Regions from separate parts of the Mus musculus genome. Here region 1 is linked to region 2. The links are chromatin loops, found by intact Hi-C in ENCODE. Cell type or tissue: left cerebral cortex. All regions are shown on one strand. Links, peaks and the distances in the headings refer to the core of each region. The heading gives the core; the rest is flanking DNA.

Region 1 (16,130 bases), core at 8,705-11,204, 86 kb before region 2:
GTCTTTGAACTTAAAATCCTCCCGCCTCAGTCTCCTAAGTAGCTAAAATTCCAGGCATGACCCAGAAGGCCTGACTCGGAATTAACATTTTTTTTTTTTTTTTTTTTTGAGACAGGGTTTCTCTGTGTAGCCCTGGCTGTCCTAGAACTCACTCTGTAGACCAGGCTGGCCTCAAACTCAGAAATCCGCCTGCCTCTGCCTCCCGAGTACTGGGATTAAAGGCATGCGCCAACACTGCCCGGCTGAATTAACAGATTTTTAACAGAACAAAACACATGAACCATCTTTGTTTCTTTGTTGACAATATTTCATTACAGTAAGCTTTTTTCCCTTCATTAACATGACTGGTCACCATCTTAATACTGTCAAGGCTTTTAATATAAAGGGCTTCTTGAAGCCACTGTTAAGTGGCTTTAGAATGCTTAGCCCCCAGCCCCCCGGTCCCAGACACACACACACTTAACTATTATGGCCTTTCAGGCAACGTAACTTTAAAGTTATTTCTCTCTTAAAATATCCTAATTTTCTATTAACTCACAGGGTTGTTTTGGGGGTTAATTGAGGTAACACACAAAAAGTATTTAACATTATACTTGATATATGCTGTGATTCAGGTTTCTAATTATATTCTTGATTGCAAATGTAGTCAAAATCCGCCTCTCAGAATAAGGCATTATGCATCAAATCTCTTCTGATTTCCTTTAGAAACTATAAAACACTACATTTACTTAAAAAAAAAAAACCAGCAATTAAGTTACTGTGATTACAAAGATACTTTGGGCTGGAAAGGAACTTATTCAGGTAAGCATACTGTTTTTAAAAAACAAGTACTAATAACTTACAAACTTATAGGTACATACACAGAAGTTGGAGAATTAAGTTACGGGATCTATGCTACAGAAAGCCCTTATCCTAGCAATAGGATTCCGTTTATCTTACTACAAATTACTCAGACTGGCCATTCTTGTCATGAAAAAAAAAATAAAAACTTCATTTAAAAATTTTTTTGGTGGCTGGAGAAATGGTTGGTGGCTGGAGAAATGGTTGGTGGCTGGGCCTTGTGAACACCGACTGCTCTCCCAAAGAACCAGAGCTCAGTTCCCAGGATCCACATGGTGGCTCACAGCTTGTCTGCAACTCTACTTCCTGGGACCCAAAGCCCTCTTATTGCTCCTTCGGGTACCATATCTGTGGTGTACAGATATACATGCAGGCAATACACCTATATACATAAATATAAAATGAATTTTAAAAATTTAAATTTGTCCCCCCAAATTACTTAAATAAGAATGAGCAAGTTATACATTAAAATATTTAGGAACAAACTAGTTATTGTTTCTCTTGAAAAATGGCAGAGTGAGTATAATATTATTAATACCAAAAGGTTATCATGTTAAGAGTTATTAAGTATAGTTTTTGTTCAGGACAAGGTCACAAGCGGTCCAGACTGCCCTCCATTTCACTACATTTGAGTAGTCTGACACAGGAGCCACCAGCCATATATATTTACTTAGCAGCTGAGGTGTACCTAATAGAATGAGTATCCTTTTAATTTTTAAATTCTACACACAAAATAAACCCTGCATACAAGAATCACAGTTGTAACAAGGCCCGTTTCTGTGTCAGTTATTAGTGTCCACCAAGTCTGCAGAGTTCAGCCTCCTTGCCATTTCCTTCTCTCTCAAGGTAGACATGACACAGTAGCTTCATGTTTATATTCATAAAGGCTTCTGCACAGGAATATTTTTAAACCACATTTTCCACAATTCTGGTACTAAGTGCTTAGAAACAAGCCTTTAAAATAAATTCTACTGTATTTCTAGCTATGGTTAAGATACATTTTTTTCTTTGATCTTTTTTTTTTTTTTTGGTTTTTTGTTTTTTCGAGACAGGGTTTCTCTGTATAGCCCTGGCTGTCCTGGAGCTCACTCTGTAGACCAGGCTGGCCTCGAACTCAGAAATCCGCCTGCCTCTGCCTCCCGAGTGCTGGGATTAAAGGTGTGCACCACCACGCCCGGCGTTTCTTTGATTTTTAAAAGTTACAGGTTCTATATAATAACCAACAGAGCTCAGCACACACTGCTCGAAAAATGCAGCATCTCAGCAAACTACTTGTTTTAAGACAAAGGAAGCTAAGAGAAAAGTGCAGAAGGAAGAAGCCATTCTGACTGCACCTTATCTGTCTCCCTGGGACAGGCCACAAATGAATATGTAATTTTAGGCAGAAAGGGTCCAATGACACACAGACACCAAGAAGAATCTCAACAAATAGTCTTGACTTCTGCCCTTCCTTATCCTCAATCTGTGCTGGTTAGTTTTTATCAACTCATCACAAACTAGAGTCACCCGAGCAAGACTCTCAACTGAAGAATTCCCTCCATCAGATTGGCCTGTGGGCATTTTCTTGACTAATGATTGACTAATGGGAGGGCCCAGCCTGCTGTTGGTAAGGCTACACCTGGATTGGTGGTCCAGAGTGGTATAATAAAGCAAGCAGACTAAGCAAGCCGATAAGCAGCATTTTTTTGTTTTTCACGGTCTCTTCTTCAGTTCTTGCTTCCATGTTCTTAATTAAGTTCCTGCCCTGACTTCCCTCAGTGGTGGACTGTGACATGAAGTCTAAGCTCTACTCCCAGAGTTTGGTCACTATATTATCACAGCAATAGAAAGCAAACCAGAGCATCGTCTTAATTTTTTTTATATTTATTTATTTATTATATGTAAGAACACTGTAGCTGTCTTCAGACACACCAGAAGAGGGCATCAGATCCCATTACAGATGGTTGTGAGCCACCATGTGGTTGCTGGGATTTGAACTCAGGGCCTTCAGAAGAGCAGTCAGTGCTCTTAACTGCTGAGACATCTCTCCATCCCCCTCTTAATGTTTTTAAGGAGCTAAATCCCTGGATGAAGAGAATATCGCTGGATGAGATCTCCAGCCCTTTGTTACCCTTTTTGCTCCATCAGACTTATATTCTTCATCAAACTAAAACATAAAAATATACAAGTTTCCCTATTTGCTTCTTGGGAGGGGGGGGGCGGGCAGGCGGGCAGGCGGGCGTGTATTCATTTCTAAAGGCTCCAATGTTATGTGACATTACATTAAATAAATGTATATCTTAGTCTTGTTGATATGTCTTTTATTATAGGGGAATCAGCTATGAACCTTGCAATGAATTAAAAAAAGAAAAGGAGTACATTTTCCCACCTATATGACTAAACACTTCCTCATTATAGACATACAATGTACTGGGGTTGGAAGATGACTCACTTGGGAAGCATGAGGTCCTGAGTTAGATTCCCAGAACCCACGCAAAAAGGGTGTGTGTGTGTGTGTGTGTGGCCATGTGTGATTGTAATTCTAATGCTGAAGAGTGGGGAAGCAGATTCTCTGTGCTCACGGGAGCTAGTCTCACCTACTTGGTGAATTTCAGGCCAATGAGAGACCCAGTATGTTAGAGAAAAGATGGGTAGTGCCAAAGGAAAATCAATCAAGGTTGTCGTCTGCCCCTCACATGCCTACATGCACACATGTACTTGCACACATATACCCAATAAATAAATGTCCTGTGAAACTTTCATCCTAAACATGCACCTTGACGCTACAAATATTCGTAAAGTTAACTATACAGAGTATGGACACAGCAGGAATGAAAACATGCTATGTAATCCTTTTCACTATTCCTAAGAGCAGGAGCAGAAATATACGGCAGGATGAACAAGGCCTACTGCTATGGATAGCAGAGTTCACTGGGTTAAGAAATAGGTTTCTGGGATTGGAGAGATGGCTCAGTGGTTAATAGCACTGACTGCTCTCCCAGAGGTCCTGAGTTCAATTCCCAGCAACCACATGGTGGCTCACAATCATCTGTAATGGGACCTGATGGAGTGTCTGAAAACAGCTACAGTGTACTCATACACAAAATAAATAAATAAATAAATCTTTTTAAAAAAGCAAGAAAGAAATAGGATTTCTTTCAACCATTAAGTTGATTCCAAAAACTTTTAAGAAGCTCTCACCACTGCTACTAAATCTTATCAAAAAAAAGTTGGAAGTCAAATCCCTGGACAAATTTTTAAAATTCATTTAACTTTTATCAATCTATAGAGTGCTAGTTCTTCACTATACTGGTGTTTTAAAAAATACTAACATAGAATAACCATGTCCTATTTTAATTATAGGAGAGTATTGCAAAGATCTTTGTTCATTATCTGCTTAATGTATATGACCTGGAAGTTTTTGGTAGTTTCATGCAATGCAGACTCCTGTGGTGTTTTGCTGAAGCAAAACCCATGGGAGGACACACGATGTTTGGAGAGTATACATAGGACTTAATGGGCAGTGATGGGGCTCTTGCAAAGCTAGCTATGCAACAGTTCATTGGTCTCTCATCTTCGATATCTTTGCTTAGTTGAAAGAGGCACACAGGGAACTCCTGGCATCCCTGCTTTTCTGGTTGCTCCCTCTGACTTATGCAGATTCGGTAGAGGCTGGCTGGTTTTGCTGGATCATGTCACCACTGCTGACTCATGATTGGTATTCTGATACTACTGAACTGGACTGCTGGTATCCTAACAAAGGGAGATTAGAACTGCCCCCAAAGAACTACTTCTAAACAGGCCCACATCCCTTTATCCTATTTACCATCTTTTCTCACCTACCTTTGGATGGCGGACTAGGAGGGAGGGGAGGGGGAATCAAAATGTTTGAGAACCCTTATTAAAAGTAGGCTTTAAAAAAATCTAAGCCTACATGTATATATCTTGATGGTCATATAAATAAATTTAAAATACTTAAAAATGTCTTGTTAAAAACATTAAGCCTGAAACATCTCTGAGTGGAGCTATCAGATTTGGGGTTGAGAAGTTCTGCTGCAGCCCATGTACATAGTCAGTATTACTCCGATGAGAGCAATGGTTGCCAGTCAGTACACCCCAAGTACTCCACAGCACCTCAGTCAGTCCAAGTAGAGACCTTTATACTTTTCATATATACACGTGGTTTAAAAATACCAACAAAAATTTCTATCAACACTTAGAGAATTTCAGTTTAGTGCCTTCATTTTAAATGTCAAAAAACGTCCTATCACATACTGAGAACAACAGTACGCCTACCTTGCTCTTTGACATTGAAAGTGAAGAGTCATCTTTATTTTGAGAAATGTCTTCTTTTCCTCTTTCAAAACCTTTGGGAGAAATGGCAATATTCAATTAGTACAACTTTGAATATACAGTCATTAATGTTAACGAGCAAACATGAGCCACTCAATTTAGATATGCTTGCTATTTATTTGTACTCAGAGTTCAAACTACTATGGCTTATGTTCATCTCACTGCATTTCATTCAAATTAAGGTGGAGCCTTAGAACGCTCAGCCCGAGCATCACTGTCTCCTGAGAGGCTTCATCCAACAGCTGATGGACGCAGATGCAGACACCCACAGTCAAACACTAGGCAGAGCTCCAGGAGTCTGTGGGTGAGTGGGGGGATGAATTGAGGGAGCCAGAAGTATCAAGGACACCACAAGAAGACCTACAGAGTCAACTACCCTGGGCCCATTGGGACTCGCAGAGACTAAACCACTAACCAAAGAGCATTCAGGGGCTGGACCTAGGCCCCTTACACATATGTAGCATACGTGCAGTGTGGTCTCCATGTGGGTCCCTTAACAAGAGGAGCAGGGGCCGACTCTGAGTCTGTTGCCTGCCTTTGGAACCCTTTGCCCTAGCTGGGCTGCCCTGTCTAGGCCTCAGTGGGAGAAGATGAGCCTTAGTCCTGCTGTGACTTGATGTGCTGGGGTGGGTTGGTCACCATGAGAGGCTTCCCCTTCTCTGAGGAGAATTGGAAGCGTTTATGCAGAAAGAGGGGCTAAAATCAGGATATAAAGTGAATAAATTAATGAAAAAAACTAAGGTAGAGCCAAACTAGATTCTGTAGGTTTTTGTTTTTACTTGGAGGGATGGCTCAAGGGTTACGAACACTTGCCATTCTTCCCAAGGGCCTAAGAACTCTCATCAGGCAATTCAGGGATCTGTCAACTCCCTTCTGGCCTCGCACTTAACATATACATGGTATTCATCAACACAATCAATCACATGTATATATTAGGAAAAAGAAAATTTAAAAGGGCAAAGTTATGAACAGGGAGGAAGAAGTTATGAACGGTGGAGTTATGAACGGTGGAGGAAGAAGGGGGTGGATCTGGGAAACGTTACGGGGAGGATGGAGGGTGAGTATGCTCGTATGACAGAACTAGGTTGCATGCATTGAGACATTCTTAAGGAACAAAGAGAATGGCAATGAAGAGTTCTCGAGTCCACCAGTGCCAACCTGAATATTACTTTCTGTGCTACTGGAACAATTCACATGATATCATCCTCTTAGACCTTTTAGCCTAGCAAGCTTTTTTTTTTTTTTTTTTAAAGATAGGCCCTGGTGTAGCCAAGGCTAGCCTTGGACTCAATATAGAGCCAAGAAATACCTTGAACTTCTGATTCCCACTGCCTCCACTTTCGGAGTGGCGGGCTTACACAGGCTTGCACCGCTCCACCCAGTGTACACAGTTATAGGGAACACAATCACTGCCATGCACAAGTTAGAAATGTCTTCTGCAAACCAAGATACATCCCCAGAATGCTAGTGAGCTGATTTCTGAACTGAAAAAAAAAAAAAAAAAAAAAACATCCAAGTAAGCTTTTCACTCTTACTGTCAACTAGAAAGATATTTCATAAGGTGATAAAGAAGGGTGGGAAAATAAATCTTCAATAAGAATACATCAAAGAGGGGAGAAGGCACAGGAGAGGACATGGCAGGGGAGGAGGGAGAAGGGAGAAGGAAAGGAGAAGAAAAAGAAATAAGAAGAGGAAGAGAAGAAAAGGAAGGGAAAGAAGAGGCAAGAGAATACAATCAACCAACCAACCAACCAGCCTGGGTGTAGGGCACGTGCCTGCAGTACCAGCTATCTGGGAGGCAGGGGCACGAAGAATAGTTGAATCTAGCAGCTTGAGACCAGGTTAGGTAATACAGTGAGATGCCATCTTAAAAGGGGAAGTAAATATCTAATAATGTGTTTATTATAAGAATTAGATGAACATGTATATAATGTTGACTCTGACTTCTAAACAGTCTAAAACTGTGAATCTAGAATTCACAAACAGGGCTGGAAAGACTGTGGTTATGAGCATTGTTCTTGTAAAAGCTTGGGTTCAGTTCCTGGCACCCACATAGTGGGGTTCCTAATCATCTGTAATTCCAGTTCCAGGACATTCAACTCCTCCTTCAATCTCTGGGGACATCAGGCACACACAAAGAGCATATATATATACATATATATATACATAAATATATGTGTGTGTGTGTGTGTATGTATGTATGTATACACACACACACAACAACAAAAGGCAGACATAAAAATAAGTAAGTCTAAAAATACTGATGCTCCTTTTACTTGTAGGGCAGAGTGTTAGCTCTTCCCATGTCACAAAGATGAATCAACAACAGGACCAATGCCCGAAGCATTTCAAAATGATTTCTAATTTATTGTTTGATGTTTATAAATTTTAATTCTATTCTATCTTATTAATTCTAATATTTTTACTAAAATAAATCTGTAGCATGAAAATATTTCTCTCTCTAGAAAAAGTAAAGATTACTCAGTTTGAATATGGGGGTGGGGAGATTTTCATAACTGCAACATGGATTTTCAGATGAAAACTTACAGGAATTTGAAACTTAAATATAAAGTGAACTAGAAGTTACAAAATTAAGCTTGAAATAAAAAAAAAGTACTCAAAGCAATAAATACACCCATAAAGAATTCTCAATACTAATGACTAACACAACGTCAGGACCCTCTAAATATACACATGGAAGAACACATAAGACTTCAGATTTCCCAGTGTTGTTTTAGCCTTGGCTCAATCTGTATCAACCCACTTACTAGGTTAAAAAAAAATCCAGCTCACTGTGTCTACATCCACATATTATTTCTAAAATAGAACCATAATGAAAAGAAAGCTATAAATTAAACTTTGTGTGTATGTATACTCTTTCCTGTGCTTGTGTGTATGTGTGACTAAGTTTCCTGTCTGTGTGTCCCATGGCTGGCGTCAGTGTCTTTTCAATTACTTTACACTTTATTTTCTGAGATGAGCTCAGTCTTGCTCTGAACCTTGTCCATCTGGCTACTTAGCCAGAAATCCCCAGCAAGTCTCCTGTCTCCACCTTCCCCGCGCTGGACCACAAGTATGCTCTGCTATACCTAGACTGTGCGTGAGTGCTGGGGATCTGAGCGCAGGCCCTCAGGTTTTCATAGAGCACCTTGCCAGCTGAGCCATGCCCAGCACTACAGCAAACAACCAACAATGTCCAAACTGTTAGAAAACAGTATTCATGAACCTACATTATATACGACTTCTCAAACTAAATAAATGAATTCCATTTTAACAGTGTCATATTTTGAACTTGCAAATCACATAATTTGCTTCATATCATAGTGTATGATTAAATTCAAATTATTTTTAATTTTATCTATAAATGAGGAAGTTAAATGCTTTTTAAAATATGCAAATCTGGCCAAATTCCTTAAATGTTAACTAAAATTTTAAAAAAGCAGATGGTCAACATAAAATATACAAAACATATAAAAAAAACACCCCTCTAAAATAAAAAATTTCCAAACTGCATACTGGGTTTCCATGGGAAATTCAACACAGTAATGTAAAAAAATTGTTGCTAGTGTTGATGCTAGATCTTCTCATGAGACTGGATAGATCTTAATTCCTAAAAAGGTACAAAATGATCTATCCTTTAAAAAATGTCTGCCATAAAAGTTTGAGAGTCAGGACCTTTCCTTTAAGTCTTATGCCATGAAGTATAGTTAGTAGAGTGCTCAGCAGCAGGCAAGTATGGTGGTGCTCACCCTTCCTCCCAGCACTCGGGGAACACAAGCTGCTGGATCTCTGAGTTGAGGACAGCCTGGTCTACAGAGCAAGCTGCAGGCCAGCCACGTGAGAGCCTGTCCAGGCCACTACTTCCTACCATGTGACAGAAAAGGCTGCTGTCTAGAGGGGAGGCAAGGACTCCAACAGAGACGGGTGACAGTCCCACTGCTGTCACAAGGAAGGCAGGTAACAGCTGAGAACACACAGTTCTTGTCCGGGATCCGAACTGTAGAGCTTGGACAAGCAATTGAAGCCAGGGCTGCCACAGGGGAGGACGCTGGAAGAGAGTGCCACAGTACTCTCTAAAACCAGAATAACTGAGGCCTCTCCAAAGCAGTCTCATCAAAGCTACAACAAGAGAATTCCCTAATGACAGAATCAGTCACAGGTAACTTGGACACCTACGGTAGCCTTTGTTCTAATGTTTCCATATTTGGAATAGGCTCACAATAATTCTACTGAAGAGAACGCTTCTGTCAGGTAATTATAAGTCCATGTCAAGTTGTGTTTACTTCTAGTGACTTCAGTTTCTTGTCTAGATAAATTTTATATTAGATAATTTCTTAGCACACAGAGTTTACTTCTACTAAAACAGGACACTGGTTCTGAGTAAATGAGCTTTCTAAAGAATACAAATGCTAGCATCATTGACAAGCTGCGTCACAGGAGCAAACTCGGCTTGCTAACCATTGCTGTTTAGATATAACAGCAAACAGTTTATGCTGCTTTGGTCTTTTTTAAAAAACTGCTTGTACTTCTACCAACGCAAGTTTAACTAACAGCCATATGCTGAAGACCCAAGAACTATAAAATGTATGGTAACAAAGGCTGAGGGTCCGGAAGGTGGGTGAGCAGGTAGCAGAACTTGCCAGCCACTCACCATGACAACCTGGGTACAATCTCCAGGACCCACATAGTGGAAAGAACCAAATCCTGCAAGGTGCTCTCTGACCTCGACATGAGCCCACAGCCTGCTCTCTCTCTCTCTCTCTCTCTCACACACACACACACACACACACACACACACACACACACACTAAATAATTGTAACTTTAAAAGTGTTTACTATTTATCTGTGGATATTTTGCTTGAGTTTATGTATGTGTAGCACATGCAAACCTGGTACTCATCGAGTCCAGAAGAAGGTGTCCGAACATCTGAAACTGGAGTTATAGGCGCTGTGAGCCACCATGTGGTACTGGTTATGGAACCTGTGTTCTCTGAAGGAGCACTCAGTGCTCTTAACCACTGAACCATCTCTCTGGGCCTGAATAATTCTAATTTTTTAAAATTTAAGAAAATTTAAAATTTAAGAAGTAAAACACTATTTTTAAAAGCCTGAAGTAAAGTCTTTTATAGGTGATTTCTTTGCTAAGGATTTCCCACAATTCTTAGGTAGTGTTCTAGAAACAAGTACAAAAGCTGTAAATAAGATCTGAGATTTAGAGATATAATTAGATCCTAACTAAGCAAAGCATACTGCATCACAATGGTATAATGAGCACGCAGGCAAGGGCGGAGCTCTAGAATACAGCTCATTATCAACAAAATAATGCAGTTATTGGTAGAAGGGTGTGGGAGAGAAAGATAGAGATAGAAGCAGAAACAGATAAAATTTCCTATAAAAACGAAAAATGAAAAAGTAACTGCTGTATAAGATAAAGTTATCTTCAAATATCACTGTGGTAGAATTAATTCTCCTTTAATGCTACTATATGAAAGCAAACGCATCTAAAATAATCTTTCAGAACAATAAAATATCTCAAAAGGCATCAGATGTCTATTTCTTTTTACCTTTAACTTCAACACATAACACAAAGCCCTTTCTCTGGGGCACCTCACTCTACTGCTTGACTGATAGAGCGGACACTCTGAAGAGCTTTTCTCACAGCACACACAAGAATCCCTACAGGACTTCTCTGCTGGAAGAACTGAGTGAGAGACTCAGCACATCATTTACTCCTCTGACAAAATAAACTCACAACAATGCCTTCAAGTTTCCTTACTTTGAAGTTTTATACCAAACTTTCACACCGTCAGGTTTCTATTGTTTACGAAGGTCACTGATTATTCCTTAATACTAAACAGATCTTTGGTGTGAAGGTCAACAAATGGCATGCGCTACTATACCTAGCAACGGCACAAAAAACAGTCTGGAAGATAAACACAAGACAGGAACAAGTCTCGTGCAAAAACACAGGCTGCACATACAGTATTAAAAGCTACACTGTATTTTAAAGTCACTTCTGAATAAGGACACACTAAAGTTTACACTGCTTAAGGACATAAACGACCCATGATCGGAACCACACTATGTTAAGAAGACAATACAGATTAAATACTATTCAAAGCTTATGCTACTTAGGTATAGCTTAGAACCATGGGCTTTTATTTTATTTTATTTTTTTGAAAACATTGTTAGAAAAGAATCTGAAATTAGTGAATTTATAATTTATTTAATGTTTAGGTATCTCAAAACAATGCTTTATTGTCATTATAGTTATTCACAAAGACCCAAAAAGGTTAGGGGTAAAACTAAAACTCTACTTCAAATTCAAAAAATGTAAATGTCAATATATATATTTATTTATTTTAGTTAATATTAAAATGAATAACCAAATATTTGTCACAATAGTTTTCAAATATAAGCTCAAGTTTTCTACATCTTATTGACCATTTAATGCCTAAATGATAGCTTTAAAGTATCTAATTTCATTTAATAAATATTATACTGTATATAACATATAATTTTCTTAGCAAAAATTAACTCCACATGAATAAGTCTAGCAAAAAATATATACCTAGAAAACTTTACTGTCGTCAAGAATTAAAAGGTTGTAAGAAAAGCACATATGATAAACATTAATTATAATGACTCCTTTACAGAAATGGCTAATCATGTTAAATGTCTGGCTTTCATCTGCTAATACCTCTGTCAATACCATTTCTTTACAGGAATATATATGTATTATATATCAAATTCGGAAATGTTTTAACTGTCATCAGGGTCATATATTTACTACTACATTAAATCAAAATGCACATGATAAAAAAATCAAGATTCATATTTTACTGACTCGGAGCTCTCAAGTTTCAGCTGAAGAGACTAGTACAAGAAGATGAGGGAGAGCCCGGCTACAGATAGGCAGCTACTGAAAGCTAAGCTTTCACAACACACTTGTTTAAATGAAACATGATGTTAAGATTTTAAAAATCCCCGTATTATTTTCATTAAGAAAATGTAAGAAATTAAGGCAAGAACACAAGATGAAACAAACCAACCTTGTAAGGAAGGAGAAAGTTCATTGTATCCTCCAAACGAAGCATTCCGGACGAGCTTTCGGCCATCAATTCGTGGAGGGAATAAAACAGACGAAACCCCAGTACATGAAGAAAATCTACGATGCTGTGAACTCTCTTCTTTCATGGTTTAGAAGGTCTATTTAATATAGATGCTCACCCAGAAGGCTAATTAGCCCAATATGGCAAAGACAGGCTTTTCTCTCACATCCAAATGTAGCAAACCAGCACAAACAAAGGACACACACATTTAACAGCAAAGGAGGACCAGAGACTGTCAAATCAGCAATAAACAGATAGAGAGACTGACGGCAAAGGCACTGAGCCAGACAACTGGTTCCTTTTTAAAAACGAGTTGATTAAAGGGCTATTCCACTAATGCTTTACGATTGTATCAAAGAAACGATGCCCTGCACTGAGCTGCTCACTGCTCTAGAAAAACAAAGCAAGATCAATACTTAGCCATTTTCGATGAAGTAATAGGGTTCTTTCTTCTCTCAAGACGACAAGCCTGTCATTACATCTATTATATTTCTGTAGTATCTGGCCACATCTCCCTCTTCTCCCGACTCTTCTCTTTCCAGCTTTTGGTTACTTCAAAAACAGATCCCAACATTATACTGTTTATCTTTACTGAAGCTTCTAGATTTATATCTAATCTGCTGCTTGTCTTGGCCATGATTAAAATTTCACAAGGAAAGATATTCTTTCAAGTACAATTTTGGTGGATCAGAGCTGCTAAAGCAGAGAATTAACATGTAAGTTTTACTTCTAAGAGGAATACAGGAGTCTTAGGGCACCGTGAATGTGAGCCAATCAACACAGAAGATTAAACGACAGCATAAAGACGCCGCACACCCTTGGAGCATTAGCTGCTTCACTTCCTCTCCCCTGTGTTTGTTCAAAATACATAATCTACCAATGACTTCTGTCCATACAAAAACAAATCATTTGTTATCTCAAAAGTAATAACCTATACCATCTCTTTATGCCTAACTTTTAAAATTCCCAAGAACTCATTTTATTAAATTACTTTTGCCTTACCCTATCTTACTCCATTCAAGTTAAACTTAGTGGTTTATTCTTATAAGAACTTTGCCCTAAGATTCAGTTTCTTTCTTACCATGCACACACTTTAAATCTGAGTTTGGTTCATATAAAACATCAGTCCATATAACCTTAAGAGTATTTCTTCTTAAGGGGGGAAAAGCATTTAAAAACTCAGTTTCCAATAATGTGGGTGGTACATGCCTTTAATCCCAGCACTCAAGGGGCAAAAGCAGGGGGTCTACATAGTGAGTTCCAGGGCTACATATAAAACAACCAAACTTCCTGTATAATGCTATCCCTGCCCACCTTGGGCAAAGGCATTTCAAAAATCATTGTTAAATTAAGTTTATGGAGCTGTGGTGCTGTCATCTGAGGGCCTCTGTTTTTGCCTTGTTTCACTCTTCCCCATACCATAAAATGGAAATTAATAACCATAGACAATCAGAAAATTATAATTAATTCATACAGTTAGTGCTTGCCTTTAAAGGAATAAAGAAGGTATCACAAAAGGCATTATCCTCTTACAGTTAAGTAGGGTTTAAACTTAATAGGGTCTCCATTTCCTTATCTATAAAATACTAAGAGTAGCATCTATATTATAAGATTATTGTGTGAAGTCTACAAAGGTTCCGGGTAAAAACATTAGAATACTGAGTTCTCTCCTAAAGTTCAAGGAACATCAGAGGAAAGAAGTTGCTTTTGCTTTTGTTTTTAATGACCATAAACAAGGATGGGAATACAACTGCAACACAAATTTGACAGTGAACCTAAGATGCACAAATATAGGTGCAAAGAGGCACAAAAGCCATGTCACACGTCAGTCTTTATATCAAAAAGTCCTTTTGTATACAATTCACAGCAGCAAATTACACTGGATTGCGTGTCAAATGGATGAAGTAATAATTTAAAATATTCAAGTGAGACACACAAGCAATGTCTTTAATATCTCAAAGAGAATGGTGTCCCACTTAGAAATCTTTTTGTTTGTTTGCTTGTTTGTTTGTTTTTTGAGACAGGGTTTTTCTGTGTAGGCCTGGCTGTCCTTGAACTCAGAAATCCGCCTGCCTCTGCCTCCCAAGTGCTGCGATTAAAGGCGTGCGCTGCTGCTGCCACCACCACCACCCAGCCCCATTTAGAAATCTTAACCCTGCCAAACTCTCAATTATGCACATTAGAATATATTAACAATATTTAAGATACTATAGGTTTCAAAATCCTACTTTTCTTTCATGTTTTATTTACTTTTGCATGCTTTTAAAGAGTCATCAAGCGCACCTCTTGTCACTTGTGGTTCTAATACAGAGTCAAATTTGATGCACAAAGGATGCAGTGTTCAGAGGAGTTCTCCCCCCAAGCGTCTGTATCATCTCCAACCAGATGCTATGGGACTCTCTCCCCAAGCCGCTCTTCTCTGTCTGGCAGAACTGAGACAATTCTCATGTAAATAATTTCTTCTAGAGCTTACTTCTGTCCAGCACACTTAGAAAAGACTGTACAACATACACTGTACAGCATATATACTGTACAAAAAAAAGGTAACAGTAAATCAGCACTGTTTAGGATATAAAAGATCACCAAGTCAAATAGCTCCTTTCACCAAAAAGTCCCCTACCAGGGTACCATCTTTCTTGGGTCTCCTTCACCCAGGTTCTTCTCTGGCCTGTAGCGTTTCCTAGTGTCTATTAGAATTGTCTCTTTCCCTAGACTCACAGTTGAGTTAACTGACAATACCTCTAGTACAAGAAGGTGTCCTACTTTTCATTTGATAGGCTACACAGTACAGACTACTTCTGCCGTCTTCCTGCTATAGCAACAGCCCAGAACCACACCACAGGCAATGCTGAGCACTCACAACGACTAAACAGTCCTTTCACATGGAGCATTTGGTGACTGTTGCAAAATAACTGACAGACAACATTTCAAAGGAAAAAAGAAGGGTTTAGGCCCATGGTCCCGGATGTTTTAGTCCATGTTTGCTTTGGCTTGCCCTATTGTTAGGCATGCAGTGAGACAGAACACCTTAGTGACAGCAGCATGTGACAAAACCTGCTTACTTCACAGCAGCCAGGAGGCCAAGGAGACACCAGGACCAAGATTTACCTTCTACTAGACTATTCAGAAGCTAGGCTTTATTAAAGGCTTATTCCATTCATGAAGTTAGAGCCCCAGAGATCCAGTTACCTCAACAGCCCCAACACCAGGGGACTAAGCCCAAAACACATGAGCCTTTGGGTTCATTGATATCCAAACCATAACATGACTCTTAGTAGATTCTCAAAGAAATCAAGGCCACGCTACAACCCAGAGTTTTTTGGCTTATACTTCTCCAGCAATACTGCCCCTTTACACAAGGACTTGTTGAATAGGCTGAAGATATTTGGACAGAGGCTCTCTCTGTAATTTGAGTTCCTATAGAATGAACTACAAAACAACTTGCTTATAAATGAATGTGAACTTAACTTGGTCTAATTTTGCAACAGAAAATCAGATGTCTGCCAAGACCATAAAGCCACTGAGCTTCAGCCAATTACAGGCCACGCTCAAACGAGGCCAGAAGCTCATCTTGTACTCCACTTGTGAGTTCTGTCTGTCAATATTCAGTGCCCCATACTGCAGAGCAGAACTCTTGGAACCTCTGTCCGGTATGAAATGCTGCCCAATACATGAATTACTCTTGTTCAAATAAACTATCAAGTTTATCTAGTTTTTCTTTGAACACTTACTTAGTCCTTCCAAAGAAACATTTTAGATATGCACATATGATAGTACCATTACTATAAATACAAGTCAAGAGAAAGCCACAGGTGACATGGGTCCAGCAGGCGTGACACTACAAG
Region 2 (16,130 bases), core at 5,478-7,977:
TCCTATCCCTCTTCAGTATGGTCTCACCCCTCCTAACAGCAGCCTCGGCACCAACTAGCTAGCTTCTACTGCTAATTTCTGTTTATTTCAGTTTCTAGTAAAGTCTCTTCTCTACTAAGTAAGAACTGAGAAGCCTACAGGTTCTGTGCCTGGCCTCTACACACTTTCCCTTTCAGCCTGTCAATTCAGCCTACAGCTGCATTTTCTTCCCTGTGGCCACCCCTGGTCAGCCAGAGACAATAAAGTAGTTCTGAACTTACAGTCTGGCACCAAGTCAATGTTATTCTGTTTCTTTACATGTCTAAAATGATGGTGATAAGAGAATCCATTGCTGCCAATATTTGTATCCACACAGTATTATTACAAAAGCCACACTACAATGCACAGTGCTGTTTTTCTTAGCTTCTGAACTGCTCATCTTCAATAATAGACAAGACACAAAAGTATACACTTAGCACACCTGGTTTCTTCCAGTTCCCACCTTCTCACTTGAACAATGTATCCATGCCCTCTTGGCACCAGCTTCCAACCTCATTCAAAATACCGCTTACATCAGCTCCTCTCTTCCAGAGGGGTAGCATTCCCACTAGACATTCAGTAATTTATAAAGGCTTTGGATTCTTTGCAAGAAACTGTGACATCTCATAACTAGTGCTCATGTGCATGCATTTGGTACATGAGTTTACTCTCCTGGCCATGTGTAAAAACCAGACAGAGGCCTACATGTACAGTCCCAGGGCTGGGAAAGGAGAATTACGGTCATACCTAAAGCTCACTGGCCAGCTAGCCAGTTTAGCCTACTCAGCAAGCACAACACTGGCATGTACACACAAGTACATACAAATACGCCTGTACACACAAGCACATGTGGAGAGAAATGTTGGAGAGGCCTATCAGTCAACTCCAAAACTTCTGAATTCTAAAATAAAACAGAAAGTAACCATCCTCATGGTTTACACCCATCTATATCTCTACAAGTAGAGAATGCTATTTGAAAACTCCTTGGCTTTTTGTCTGTTTCAAAAACAATGGACAGAAAAGTATGATGATAAAGGTAACTTCTTTTAAAATAAATTTTAGGGGTTGGAGGGATGGCTCAGCAGATATAGCACTTGCTGCTCTTCCGGAGCCCAAGTTTGGCTCACAACACCCATGTGAGGTGACTTACCCCAGCCTTCCAGATCGAGGGCACTGATGTCCCCTTTCTGGTCTCCATGGGCACCTGTACTCATGTGCACTTAATTAAACAATTCTTTTTAATTTTACAAGAAAGAAAAGCCTAAAGAATCAGACGTTCTGCCACTCCTGGTTAAAACAGATTTGTGGTAAGCAGCCTCTACCATTTCAAAACTCAAAGTCTACCTCAAGCATCTTATATGCACCAGAGTGCTGCTCAGATCCAGACAGAATAACGAAGCTCTGAGCGTCATAGAGAACCAATGGGCACTGGAGCTTCACGATTCTGAGGAAGCCAGCATTCCTTGTAATCTGTGACAAGGGTCACTAATACAATTAAGATTCACTTCTATCAGAAAACACTAAGGGTTTGTTGTTGTTGTTGTTTTGTTTTTTGGTTTTTGGTTGTTTTGATACAGGGTTTTTCTGTGTAGCCCTGGCTGTCCTGGAACTCACTCTGTAGACCAGGCTGGTCTCAAACTCAGAAACCCATCTGCCTCTGCTTCCCAAGTGCTGGGATCAAAGGTATGCGCCACCTGCCCGTCAGAAAACACTAAGTTTTACACAAAGAAAAACTACCTTTGGGGAATGAATGGGCATTCCTGTAGCAACAAGACCAGACTGGAGGATAAGGAATTCAGTGTCAAACCTGACTACATGAGAATTTAGGAGGAGACAGACACAGACAGAAAACTATGAATCTAAAAGGATATTACCATGAGTCAATTAGGTAAAGAAAGTAAAATATGTGAACTTGGGAAAAATGGCCTAAGTAGTCCACTAATAGTGACAGAGCACTTACCTAATATATGCAAGGCCCTAAATTCAAATTAATGACAACTGAACCAAAACAGTACTTAAAGATCTAGATGCAAAGAAAAAATTTCACATAATTTTATAATTGTTGAAAAATCTCCACATGCTAAATATTGAGGTAGGCAGATGAAAACACATGTAATTGCATTCTCCAAACCACCACGTAAGGTAAGGTTAGTGTCCCACTCTACAAATGAGAAAGCCAAGGCTAGTAACCTGCTGAAGGGCCCATTACTTGTTTAAGATATACTCAAACTTCCCTCTGTAACTATAATATTGCCATTCCGAAAAACTGAAGAACTCTGTATTTTCACTTTGTGTTTTGTTTGGTTTTTCAAGACAGAGTTTCTCTATGTAGCCCTGGCTATCCAGGAACCCTGTAGCCGAGGCTGGCCTTGAACTCAGGCTTGCCTCTGCCTTGGATTAAAAGCATGTGCCTCTGAGGTGACTGCATAAGCACTGGGATGGGAGAAGAAAAGTTCTTGCTAATGTAACACAAGATAAAAACAACTGTGCTTATTTGTGACGCTGTTTAATGTTTGTTTTGCTGACTGAAACATGGTTGTTTTGTTTAAGCTACATCCATTCCCAACACGATTTTTAGCTTCCTTTTTTCTTGTCTTCTTTTTGTTTTTGCCATGAACTCAGAGATTCACCTGCCTTTGCCTCCAAGTGCTGGGTGGGGTTGGTTAACTTACAGCTCTCCACTGTAAGCTGCCTCCAGGCAGCTCTCCACTGTAAGTTACTCAGGCTGCCCTCTCTCTTAGTTTGCATTTATTCATTAATTTATAGGGGATGGGTCACAGAGGCTGTGTATGGTGATCAGAGGACAACTTAAAAGAGCTGCTAGTCTCCTCCTACCACGGATCAAACTCAAAACACCAGGTCATGAGGCTGGCAAAGCCATCCTGTCAGCAAGTTCAGGCTGATCTTGAAGTCACTCTACAGATCAAGTTGGCTTTGACCTTGTGATCACCTTATCTCAGACTCCCAAATAGCTGAGTTACAGGCCTGTATCACCAGGTCCAATTTTGGTTCACTCTGTCTTCTACGCTCTGAATATACCAATGCACAACCTCCGCCAAAGCCTACCATAAAAATCCCTTTCTCCAAGGAAGTGCCCAGATTAAAGGGCTTCTTCCCTTCATCATCTCACTACTTGTATCTACTCTGAGTGGCACTACCACATACTCCTCTTGTTCTCCAGTCACATGGGTGGAACTACAGGTTTGTTTTTTTGGGTTTTGTTGCTGTTGTTGTTGTTGTCTTCATACAGTAATTGATGAACAATATGGATGGTTGCTATACTGGGAGAGTTTTCACTGACTGGTAAACAAAACGCATTATTGCTTTTGTGGCAAGTACACATCACCTAGGACTACACAGGTAAACTTAGAAGGATGGAGTTCCAGGTTAAGGACTTCTTCCCTATAATTGTGTCTTCTAGAGTCTATCTGATTGCATGCTTTTGTGAGAGTGTGCAGTAAAGGTAAAAGCCTAAAACCTGTTAGCACATACCGCCAGGAAATCTTCCAGTAGCTCTCTTATTTTCCTAGGGTCCCACACCCAGGGAACCTACTTCAACCACAATGCTGCAGTTAAGAACTTCTATCTCCTTTCCATCAGCCACCTACATTCAACTGTTCTCCGAGGTTTCCGGATTCCCCCCCTCCCCCGCCCCCCTTTGGATGTTTGTTGGTTGGTTGGTTGGTTGGGTTTTTGGGGGGGTGTTTTTGTTTGTTTGTTTTTTTTTTGGTTTTTGGTTTTGTTACAGGATCTCAAGGTTAGCTATAAACTCAAGGTAACCCTCCTTTCCCTATCTCCCAAGAGCAGGATCACCAGCAAATGCCACACCCAGCGTCTCAGAAGCTCTAGGCTGTACTTATGGCTCATTTACAGATCATATTTATAAGAATAAGGTATGATCTTATCTCATTCTTTTGATTGCCTGACAACCCAAGATTATTGTTATTCATTGTTGGTTTTTGTTTTGTTTTGTTTTGTTTGACTGTCTGGCATGCAAAGATTACTGTTATTCATGTTTACAACTTTGGATATAAGAATATCAAAACATGACACTTATTGCCATAATGTAAATGTTTTCAAGAATAATATTACAAAACATCTAAATATCAATTCCTTGTCTAGGTTATCGATCGTTGATGGATTAGTAATTACCCAAACCAGATTGAAATATACTAAGACCACTCAATGTTTAGCTAAAACTTGCAATTTGTCCTTTAAAAACAAACATCTTTGTGTAATGGCACATTATGTAAGTCATAATTGTACCACTATTTCCAAAGTAAGATGAAAGAAAACATCTTTTCAAAGGATTGCATGGGTATCTCCAAAGCATATTTTTAACTCTCAATTCCAAAGTGAATTCAGAAGCAAAAACCATTTTACCAAATATCTAAATCTTATGAATGTGTTAAGAAACATTTCTTAGCTCCAAAAATGTAACAAAAGCTAGGCACAGTGGAATACATGTGGAAGTCGGGAGGCTGAGGCAGGAGGATTTTGCCATGCCGGAGCTACATAATGAATACCATGGCCAGCTAGGCAACACAGCAAAACCCTATCTCAGAAAAGAAAAGCAACACATAAAAATGACAATTCTAAATGAACAGACAGACCATTTGCACAGACCACACATTCAGTAATGAGCACAACTCAATGCAAGGAGCAAACCATGTCCAGGTTTAATTAAACAGCATTTCTAGGCACCTCTGTGATCTCTGGGGCTCAAACTGTTCACATGGAATTTGACCGCAACAACGTAATCTCCATAATTAAAGAGCTTTAGGAAGGTCTTAAATTTCATCTATCCCCTTTGCTAACACTTTGAACAAGCACACTGCAGTCATTCTTGCTACCAAAAGACAGAGTACATACTTGCTACCCAAAAGAAAGAGCAACATGTTAGAAATTAGTTGGTCTTTTAATAGAGTGCATTTTAAATTGCATGGCCTTTCCCTTCCTTTTATAAAACCTGTTTTTATAAAACCAGCATTTTAATAATCTCACTGCAAAACAGGTTCTAGCAAGCACAGCAACTGATCCCAGTCTCTCGGCATGATCAAATTTAGATGAAACCCCAGGGGAAGAGAGAGCGTAACAAGCAATTTACCTATACCTCAATTGTTCTCTGGAATTCTTCAAGAGGCAAAAACTATTTTAAATGGTTATCTTGAAAGACCTTTAATTGCACTAATTTGGGGCTGCACTAATTTGAGGTTGTTTACAGTGAAATTACTTTGAAGAATTCCCTGCTAACCCAAGGTATTCTAATACTACTGTTACTTAAGTCTTCCAGCAGCAAAAAGGCACAAACTTCATTAAGTTATTGAAAGCAGATATGCTATCGTCAGATAAGTGTTCCCATCTGTTTAGAGACGAACCCAAGTTAACTTATTTCAGACGGCATTTAGTTAAAATGAAATTAGGTTATGTTTCACGACGCAGATGTCGCTCACAAAGAAGTGTTAAATGACTTTAGTGAATGGAAAATCTGCATCTACTGTTGCTTCGCATCAGCCGGTCTTGAGTGGGTTGCTCAATGAAGCAAAAGCATGCTCCATATGAAACTCCCTGGAACCTGATTACACTCTCCACAGCTTAGCCGCAAACAAAACGTAAAAAAAAAAAAAAAAAAAGTGCAACGAAGACACCGCCTTTTCTCCAGTGTGGCAAGAAGGCCAACGGAGCTGAGGTTTAAGGAACACCGCGACAGTCTCTGCAAAGGCGGGTGCGGTCCGCCTGCGAGCGGCACAACCTCTTCAGGGGCTGTCACAGGAAAACCCCAAGCCTTGCCTTAACCGCCCGGGGCGACAAAGCGCCAGGTTTTCACCCCCTGCGCGGGGGGCTTCCGGCGAGCCCCGGCGTCGCCCTGTCAAACTTCGGGAGGGGCAGACACACTCGGGACCCGGAACGCCGCCGAGCCGCCCCCGCCCCCATCCCAGGTCCCCACTGGGCTTTGTACCGCTGCAGACGCACCTACCGCGGGCCCCAAAAAACACGCCACCCCCGCCAGCCCTGCCAATCTCCCTCTCAGAAGGGACAAAGGAGAGGCAGGAGGGGAACTCGCGGCGCGGGGTACCCACGAGTGCCCACAGCCCGAGCTCAGAACGTAGGACTGAGGGACTACAGTCACCCCAAAAGGCACGACTCCGCTGCTCCCCAACACCGGGCTGAGCGCCACTCACCGATGCGGAGCCCCAGAGGAGGCGGCCCGCAGGGAGCAGGCTTCCGTGGGATCACAGGGACGCCGGAGTCCGGGGCCTTAGTGTCCGGTGGGACCCCCCCTCCTCAACTTCTCTCGGCTGCGGTCGCCCGCGGGAACTGAGAGCCAGCCCGGACGGAGAGCACAGGCGAGCCGCGGCGGGGGCTCGGCCCGGAGCGGCGAGCGAACTCGGGCTCCTCCGCCCGCGGGCCAGGGCGGAACCTCTTCCTTCTCTACCGCTACCGCTCTCGGCGGTGGCCGAGTCGAACGCCGCTGCCGCCCCGGCTGCCGCTGCCGCTGCCGCTGCCGCTACCACCGCCGCCCAGCTGGGAGCGCGTCGCAGCAGAATGCTGTCATCCGCCCTGACACCGCCTTTCTGGGCGCCGCGAGCCGCCACCAGCCTTCACATCCCAAGGCCCGCCCCTCTCGCAGCCCCGCCCCCAGCCCGGGCCTGGGCCACGCCCCCTTCCCGTCACGTGACGCCGCAAGGAGGCGGTCCCCGGGTAGCTTCTGCTGGGCGGGCGCGCAGAGGCAGCTGCTGGCAGCTCGTGGTGATGGCGAGCTGTCATGTCACCTCCCCTCCGCTCCCCTCCCCGCCCTCGAGGTTCCCTCTCAGGAAGCCCTGGGGTGGAGGGCCGGCTACCCGCAGGTCTCTGAAGTGCTCGCTGGGCAGGACCCGCCTCCCGACCTCTGGCCGGGCCCACAGAGGAGGCTGCCAGGAGAAATTGGGGCTTGAGAAGCAGCCAGGAGTCCCTGCTGCCTAAGTTCCAATGACACGTTCACTGTGGTGTCTCATTAGCTGTTGGCCTCACAGGAGGTTTGAGATGTAGACTTCAGTCACGCTGGGATGAAAATAGCCTAGCAGGCTTTCTTGTTATTGTTCCTAGTCATGTTCAGAATCCTGGGTGCCAGCTTTTACAGTCATGAAGTTTTACAGTGAGGTTGGTGACGGTTTTAGCGACGTGGCAAGTTGATAGTACCTCTCAATTTGAACAGAAAGCCTAATTTAACTCTTCGGATTTTGTTGTTGTTGTTGTTGTTTTGTACCTCAACTCTTGGCTTTTTTTGTTTTTTGTTTTTTTAACCATGACCCCAGAAATCCCTCCCCATCCTGTGGAGAGGAAAGGGGCAGAACTCATCACTGGAAGAAAGCCAGTTACAATACAGAAGAAGAGAAAAGCGACCTAACAGTGCAGAAGGAGGAATGAGCTGCCTCTAACAAGGCCATTCTCTACGATAAAAATTCAATTCCTTATTCCTTTATCCTTCTACTCTGGAACCAAGAATTTTTTTTTTAACTTTACACAATTTCCATTACATTTCTTGACAGGAAATCAGATGACATTCTGATCGTTTGGATACTTAAGTAGGCCATAGGATTCTGCCTGTTACTGATGTATTTCATAGCAGCTCTAAAAAATTTGCAGACGTGGCCATTTTGTTGCCCAAAGAAAGAGCAATTTACTGCTCAGTTAAATAATGCCAGGCCGCTGATCTTTAAAACACATCTTGATGCAGCTATGTTAACATTTGAAAAACAATTAGATTTTGTCATGAAGGACTGTTCCAATGAGGGAAAGATTCTGCCACATTCTTCTGTTAAGAAACCTAAGAAATTATATTTGTATTTTACATAAACATAAGGGAAGTTTATTGTTTTCTTGTTTTGTTTGTTTTTCTTGCTTGATTGTTTTGTTTTGTTTTGTTTTTCAAAGAGACAGGGTTTCTCTGTGTAACCCTAGATGTCCTGGAACTCCTTCTGTAGGCTATGCTGGTCTCAAACTCACAGAGAGCTGCCTGGCTCTCTCCTTTCTGAGTGCTGAGGCAGTGCAAGGCAGGAAACATTGTTATGTGATGGCGGTAACGTTCCAGTTTATCAGCAGATTGAAATGTCACTTATCTGAAGCAATGCTGTTTTTTTCAGACTAACAAAAGCCAATGTCATTTTTTAATGAATTGGGTTTTAATGAGATATAATCTAAAAGATAAGAATGCATAATATCTAAACCAAGCAATAATCAGTTCGTGGGAGGCTGGAGAGATGAGGCAGTCAAGAGTACCTGTTCTTGCAGGTCCTGGTTTCTATTCCCAGCACCCATGTGCTGGCTGGTGGGTCCAGGAAATCCCACCTCTTCTGACCCCCTCAGGCACAGGGCATGCACATGCAAGCAAAACACCCGTACACATAAAATAAATCTTTTTTAAAAGTTACCTTGTGAGTAGCTGGCCATAACAGCCCATCTCTGTAGAGTTTAAGACCAGACTGTTCTTTCTACATAGCAAGTTCAGGACTACATAGACTCCTAGAGAGACCCTGTATTTAAAAACAAATAATCAGGGTAAAAGTATGTCCCTTGTTGTTATTTAAATTGTATTTCTTACTGTGACCTGCAGTTAAATATATTTAAACAATTTTCCTAGAATATTAGATAACAAGAAAAATATACCTTCTTGGCTGTTTGGCTGTTTCCTTTGCTTTCACCCTGAGAATTGAAATTGAAGATTGCAACAAAGGAGGCGGCAAATTGCTTTGCCTAATTCCCTTCTGCCTCAGCCCCAATTTCTTCAATTGGCCTTTGAAAATCTGGCCATTTCTGCAGTGTAAAAGAGGGTATGAGCAATAAAGAGACCTACATTAGAGACGTAGCTAATTAGATATGTATCTAGATAAATTACTGTACCGCCAGTTCTGATAAGAGTCGGGCTTTTGACTACAAACTCATTAAGGAGTGGTAGCTTCCCCACCCCACCCCACCCCACCCCACCCCCATCCGTATACTAAGGATTACACAGATTCCTGACAGACTAGTTGTAGCTTTTTAGTTTCACTTAAAAAGAGAAAAAAGAAAAGAAAGTGAGGTGAACTAGGAGGGTCTCAAGAGTTTAAGTCACATAGTGACTAGGCTAAAGACCTGAGTTTGATCACTGGGACCTACTAGGGGGGAGTCTACGCCCATAAGTTGTTTTACACCAACACACACACACACACACACACACACATGCATATACACATAAAATAAATGTGGGTTTTTAATTTTTTAAGGCTAGAGATGTGAATTAATGGTTAAGAGCACCTACTGCTCTTCGAGAGAACCAGAACTCAGCACCCATACTGGGTAGCTCACAACCTCCTGCAACTCTAACCCCCAGAGATCCTATACCCACGACTGGACTCCACGGTTACCTGTACTCACAAACACATAAGTGAAAATAAAATCTTTTTTTTCAAATTGAATGCAAGTAATTGAAAGTAAAGAAGCTGTTGGAAAGCAAATGTAAGTACCTCTTTCAAGCACTTCCATATCTCAATGCTAAAATTTGTCATGAATAATTAGTGATTCTGACATATATCACAGCTGACTAGAATAAATATCATAACCACAATCAAAACAATGCACAGACTTGTAATCTTAGCTACTGAGGAGGCTGAGGCAGGTGGATTGGAACTTCAAATCCAGCCCCATCTAGGGTATCATAGTTTTTGTCAGCCTGACACAAATCTAGACATACCTAAGAGAGTCTCAATTAAGGAATTGCTCCGGTCAAATTGGCCAATGGACTATGGGGCATTTTCGAGATTGCTAACTGACACAGGAGGGCCCAGCCCATTGCAGGAGGTGCTATACAGATGGTCCTGGGTTGTGTAAGAAAGTAGCCGAATTCGAGCCTGAAGGAGAAGCTAGTGTGCAGAGAAGTTATTGGCTCTGCTTCAGTTCCTGCCTTGACTTCCTGCCTTAGTCCGTGTGACAGACTGTGCACAGTAAGCCAAATGAATTCTTTCACCGCCCCCCCCCCCAAGTTGGTTTTTTGGTTTGGCTTTGATTTTGGTCAGAGTTTTATTATCACAGCAACAGAGAGCAAATAAGAACAGAAATTGGTACCAGGAACGTGACGTATTGCTGTAATTAACCTGACCATGTTGTTTTTAGGAAGATTGTATAAGGATTTTGGAACATTGGGCTAAAAAACCACTGGTGAGCGTTCAGAGCTTAATAACAGTTGTGAGAGCCTGGACGGTAAACATATTGAGAGAGGCCCAGGACAGAGGAGGCCTGGCTTGGGAAGTTGCAGAATCAACTATCAGGGCCAGTCGTGTCATATTTTTTTGGTTTGGTGTGGCGGTTTTGTTGTTGTTGTTTGGTTGGTTGGTTGTTTTTTGTTGTTTGTTGATTGATTTTTTTGTTGTTGTTGGTTTTGGAGGGGGGTGTTGTTTGTTGTTGATTTTTGTTTGTTTGTTTTTTTGAGACAGAGTTTCTGTGTACCCTTGGCTGTCCTGGGTACTCAGAAACTCAGAGATCCTTCTGCCTTCCTCCCAAGTTTTGGATTAAAGGTATGCGCCACCACCGCTCAGCTCTTGTCATACTTTGAATTAAGAATCTATGGATATAAGACCCTGACCATGATAACTGATGCTGTAGCATTAACTGAGACTGAAAAAAAAAAAAAAAACCACTGTGACCAATGTTAGGGAACCTCGGAGCTGGCTCAAGATACCCAAGATTATGTTCTCAGCTCACAGAAGATTCATTTGTCCCAGAGGGACAGAGAGCAGGGGTAAGGGACAAAGACAAGACACATGGGAAGAGGAAGAAGGGAAAGAGGACAAAGGAGAGGGGAGAAAGGGGCCAAGAGAGAGGGAAAAAAGTTATTTGTCACAGAGTGGGACAAAGGACTGCTTCTGGATAGAGAGAAGACAGGAATAAGCAAACAGCAGTTTATAAAGGTAAAGGGGGAAACTCCACATGATGATGAGATGTTTAATTTTAGTTGGGCATGTTAATTAGATGATGCAACAGGGACTTTTGATTGCTGGACTCAAATACGTTGAACCTTGAGCTGAACCATGGTAGTCAGCCTCAGGAGGAGGGATTGACCAAATAAGGGAAGAGACCTTGGGGGCTAGCTTTAGGAATGCAAGCTAACAGTTTTTAGCAAGGCAGAGGGAACTGGGGAGAAAGGCCAGGCCTGCTAGATTCATATCTGCCATGCCAAAAGTGGCTAGAGTCCCTTCAACCAATGTCACTCAGATGAAATCTTCAGGGAAGTATTTCCTTCAGGACCAGCACACAGAAGCTGTGCTCCATAGGGGACAACGGATGCAACTCAAGCTCGTAGCTAAATTTGACAGTGTGTTTCCGGGTTGCTACTAGTGCGAAAGTTACAGGACTGAAGGGGTCATGGAGAGCAGCTGAGGGCTGGAACTGTGAGGGGCTGAGAAAGACCACTGGTGGAAGTGAAACCCCAGTTACAGGGAAAGCCCTAGGTTTGAAGGAGTCCTGGAGAGAACTGAAACCATGTGCCATGTGGTACACAGACATACCCACATACACAAAAGTAAAAATAAATCTTATTTTAAAAAACCATTTTAATCCTGCAACAGTGCTTTGTAGCCCACATTTGTTTTGATTAAAATTTGGAGATTTATTTTATGTGTATGAGTATTTTATGTGCGAATGTGTGTGTGAATATGTACCATGTACATGCCTGATGCCTACGAGAGTCAGAAGAAGACATCAGGTCCCCTGAAACTGGAGATAAAGATGGTTATAAGACACCATGTGGGTGCTGAGAATCAAACCTAGGTCCCCTGAAAGAGCAACTGTTGTAATTGTGGCATGGTTCCAGAAAGACCACACCAGGCCAAACAGTTCCACAGCAGGTTTATTGAGAGAGAAAAGGGTGAAGCTGGGCGTGGTGGCCCACACCTTTAATCCCAGCACTTGGGAGGCAGAGGCAGGCAGATTTCTGAGCTCGAGGCCAGCCTGGTCTACAAAGTGAGTTCCAGGACAGCCAGGGCTATACAGAGAAACCCTGTCTTGGAAAACCAAAAAAAAAAAAAAAAAAAAAAAAAAAAAAAAAGGATCACTGAGAGAGAAAAGGGCAAGGTGGAGGCAGAAAGAGAAGGGGGAAGAGAGAGGGAGATCAGAGGGGGTCTTCCTTTTTATATATGGATAGTGATGTAGCCACAGGTAAAGGTGGGAGGTGAGCCAAGTAGATTCTGGGAATATGGTGGCTGTTGCTTTGGCAACAGGTGTGCAGTTCGCACTGTCGCCTAGATGTGATGTCAGAGGTCCTGATACCAACAGCAACTAGTGCTCTTAATCACTGAGCCATTTTCCCAGACACCTACATTTGTATTTTGAAGTTGTTTCTTTAATCTCTTCTGAAACAGGCAAAAAAGAAATGTACTGTTTATCATTGGAACTTGACATTTTAATCACTTCCTGGGGAAAATTAAACAATATCCAACATGCTTAACACCAAGACGCCAAAGCCACAGGATACCTGCTGGGGAAAACTGCTAACAGGGAGTGGAACCAGCCCAAGACAAAGAATTGTGTTGCAGTCAACAAAGCTGAAAGGAGTTGGCCATCAGACATGGAGATGCAGAGTTTGAAGTTTGCCCAGCTGGATTTTAGTCTTGCTTCGGTCCAGTATTTCCACACTATGACATTTTGGAATGGTAATGTATATCCTGTGATGTTGGAAGTATACCATCTATTTTTTTAAATTTTATATTAAAGGAGATTACAGTTGGGAGATTGCATGAATCTCAGAAGAGTCCTTGAACTTTGGACTTTTCAACATTATTGAGACGGTGATAGACTGTGGAGGCTTGTGAAGTTGGACTAAATGCATTTTGCATTATGCTATGGCTATAAGCCTGTGGGGGCCAGGGAGTGGAATATGATGGTTTAAATCCGTTTTACCTACCCCATGAACTCATGTGTTTGCATGTTTGGCCCACAGGTTAGGAGGTTATACTGTTAGGAGGTGTGGCCTGATGGAGTGAGTGTGGCCTTGTTGGAGAAAGTGTGCCACTGTGGGGGTGGTTTTTGTGGGCTGCTAGTTCCCAAGCTCTACCAGTGTAGGAACCCTCCTCCTGGCAGCCTTCAAAACAAGATGTAGAGCTCTCAGCTCCTCTAGCACCATGTCTGCCTGCAGGCTGCCATGTTTCCTGCCATGATGATAATGGACTGAACCTCTGAAACTGTAAGCCAGCCCCACATTATAAATGTTTTCCTTTATAAGAGTTGCCTTGGTCACAGTGTCTCTTCACAGCTGTAAAACCCTAAGACATCCTCAGAATTAATGCACCTGACATTTTGAGCTCTGAGACTTTTAGCCTTGTAATTTCTTTGCAAATGACTGAATGCACAGCAATTAGAGCACCAGGTATTCTGGTATCAGAGACCTCTAGCTTTCGCTTGTCCTATGGTATTGGCATGATGCTCTTGAGAGCCAATATCATTTGTGCCTCTTATCCACTCATCCATTGGGGCTGCTTGTGCCTTTAACGGGCTAATAACTCTCGAACACCAAAGTCTCTGTCAACACCTGATTCCGGTTTGTTTACAGCTGAAACCAGTCTCAGAAATCTCTGAGGTCTTCTCCAGAGCCTTATATTATCTTAGTAAATGAAGTGGGTCTTTTCCCAGGCTCCTCAACTTTATCACAAGCTCTTAAGGCCACCGAATGGCATCGTTCTACAAGACAGGACTCCTTCTCCTCTCGCTGAAGTGGGGTGGGGGGAGGCTAGAAACTTTTTCCCCAATGGCAATGGCAGCAGCTATTTCTTCTGGGGTGGTTATATTCAATGGCAGCACACACACACACACACACACACACACACACACACACACACACGCACCTCTTTGGAGTACAGTTATTCAATGGTCTCTTTGGGTTCCTACTTCAGCTTTGATTCATCTAGCTTAGCGCTCAATTTCACAGTTTCACTTTCTGAAAGCTGCAGGTGTCTTTCATTTTGCAAACAGTTTCCGCTCAATATCCGGGGCCAGCTGGCTCTCAGATAACGTCTTCAGTCTCCGTATGGACAGTTTGCCTCTTGCGCCTTCTTCATTTTCTTTGTTCAGTTTATCAAGCTTTAGCTGAAGTATGTCTGCATAATAGGTGATGTCTTCTAGGGTATAGGGGTTGCCTGGTGTGGACGGCTTAGATTCCATACTTTCATGTAAGTTCTTAAGTTTCTCCAGATTACTAACTTCACGTAAGAGGTGTTTTATTTCACCATTCTTCTGTTCCAATGTGTCTGTGAGCAGCAGACAACCGTCCCTGCTGCTCACATTCCGTCTGAGATCCCCTCGTCCGCAGCAATGTGGAGATTTGTAACTTCCTGACTCTCATCCGCTCTCTGGTGAAGGGAATGCATTTTGCTTCTTGGGTGACTGATACTTGACTTTCATCAAGCTGAGTGGGCGTTCCACCGCCATCCTTCCATCCCCCACCTCTGCGTACAGAGTTTGCTGTTGGGTTCCAAGGCCTTCTGAAGTTCACGACCCAACTGAACCTATCAAGCTTTCTCCAGGGCATCCTAACAGGATACTGCGTCCTTCTCTCACTCAGGTTTTCCCTCTAAACTGGTCTGTCTGGTGCAGTAGGGAATACTGAAGCATTCTAGTTGCTCTAGTTTGTACTGCAGCTCCTTCACTTCTTCACACCTTCCGCTTCAGTTGGCTCAGTCTGAAGAGCCAGCCTCTCAGAAGACGCGTTATTGAGCCCACGATGCTCGGACGTTAGCTGGAGTTCTTCCGATTCGTGAGAGAGAAGTTCCTCTTGGTGATCCGGCTTCTGCTTCACTAAGCTCATCTAATTCCACTTTGAGATTTTTTTCTGCCTGGTTTTCCGGGTCGTTCACTTCCTGCCTGTGGCTTCTGGGTGGCTGCATTTCTAACCGCCACGGCTGCATTATCCGTTGATGTTACCCAGCTTCGCATTCACACCTTGGACAGTCGGACGCCCGACTATTGAGCTCCACTTCTTTCGGTTATAGTTTTCATGATGGCAGCTGAAAACTATATATATCTCTTCAGGATATCTATCCGATTGCTTCTGCCCGCCGGGTTGCCTCTGCAGTGGCTGTAAGGCGGACCTCACGGCTTTCAGTCGACATTTTTCACACTCTTTGAGCTTGTTTCGGAGATCCGTGATACCTGCCTCCATGTTTGCTGTGAGGCAGCCTCTTATCCCACACCTGGGATCAAAACAAGACCATAGCCACATAACATAGATGGGCTTAAAGAAAGCCAAACTCTCACTGCAGACCCCTGTCGGCACTTCATTAACTGCTATTCAATAACCCTGTTCGAGCCTAGATATTCATTCATTCTCTCTCTCTCTCTCTCTCTCTCTCTCTCTCTCTCTCTCTCTCTCTCTCTCCCTCTCTCCCTCTCTCCCTCTCTCTCTCTCTCTCTCTCCCCCTCTCCCTCTCCCTCTCGTGTGTGTGCATGTGTGTGTGTGTGTGTCTGCGTCTGCCTGTCTCATATTTCGTGGGTTGGTTGGTTTATGTTTTCCTTTCATTGAAAAGAGATTCTTTTCTCAAATAATATATCCTGATTCTGGTCTCCCCGCCCTTTCTCACAGCTCCTCCCCTCCCACCTCCAACCAGAACCACTCCCACTCTTATCTCTCCTTAGAAAACAAACAGGTTTCTAAGGGATAATAATCATAAAATACAAGAAGATAAAATAAAAACGAACACGTTGGAATTAGACAAAACAAACTGAAAGAAAGGGGCCTAAGAGAAGGCATGAGGAAAAGACCCACTCATTTACAGTCAGGGACTTCGTAAAACCACTAAACTGGAAGCCATAATATATACACAAAGGACCTATAGGGTAAAAAGGCAGCAGAAAAAATATGTAATTTTTAAATAATTTAAAATAAGATAAAATGGGGGAGGGGCAGGGAGAGTCCAAACACATCACCATGAGACAAAGAACTTCCCAGGATGCTGTTTGAGCTCAATTCTGTTGTCCATCTACTACTGGGCATGCAGTCAACACTTAAGAGTAGTTTGTTTCCCCAGAGGACTCCTTGGAGGAAACTAAATTTACATTTTCAAGTGGTTATCTGTCAGAGATTGCTTCTGTGCTTGGTTATGAAGGCAGGT

Evidence for each region. A loop is a pair of places that touch in the nucleus more often than their neighbours do. Peaks named below come from ENCODE experiments on the same cell type or tissue, not always from the same donor. Only the 100,000 strongest peaks of a DNase experiment are listed, where the experiment ranks them.
Region 1: a loop joins it to region 2, with 2.3 times the contacts of the local background. A loop is called at or near these places in 2 of 42 quality-filtered maps.

Annotation. Positions count from the first base shown.
Region 1 is chr10:111,244,744-111,260,873 of GRCm38, reverse strand. Osbpl8 (oxysterol binding protein-like 8) reads right to left here. Exons shown (of 24, transcript NM_175489.3): 5 at 5,116-5,186. Among named protein-coding and RNA genes, the nearest start is that of Bbs10, 46 kb to the left of the region's middle. In left cerebral cortex, for the core only: no CTCF peak of the experiment used is centred there; DNase peaks (open chromatin) are centred at 9,087 and 9,747; H3K4me3 peaks cover 1,089 bases; H3K27ac peaks cover 2,132 bases.
Region 2 is chr10:111,155,267-111,171,396 of GRCm38, reverse strand. It overlaps Osbpl8 (oxysterol binding protein-like 8), which reads right to left and starts at 6,595. Exons shown (of 24, transcript NM_175489.3): 1 at 6,201-6,595. It also overlaps the pseudogene Gm8873. In left cerebral cortex, for the core only: a CTCF peak has its summit at 6,575; DNase peaks (open chromatin) are centred at 5,732, 6,018, 6,205, 6,682 and 1 more place; H3K4me3 peaks cover 1,933 bases; H3K27ac peaks cover 2,224 bases.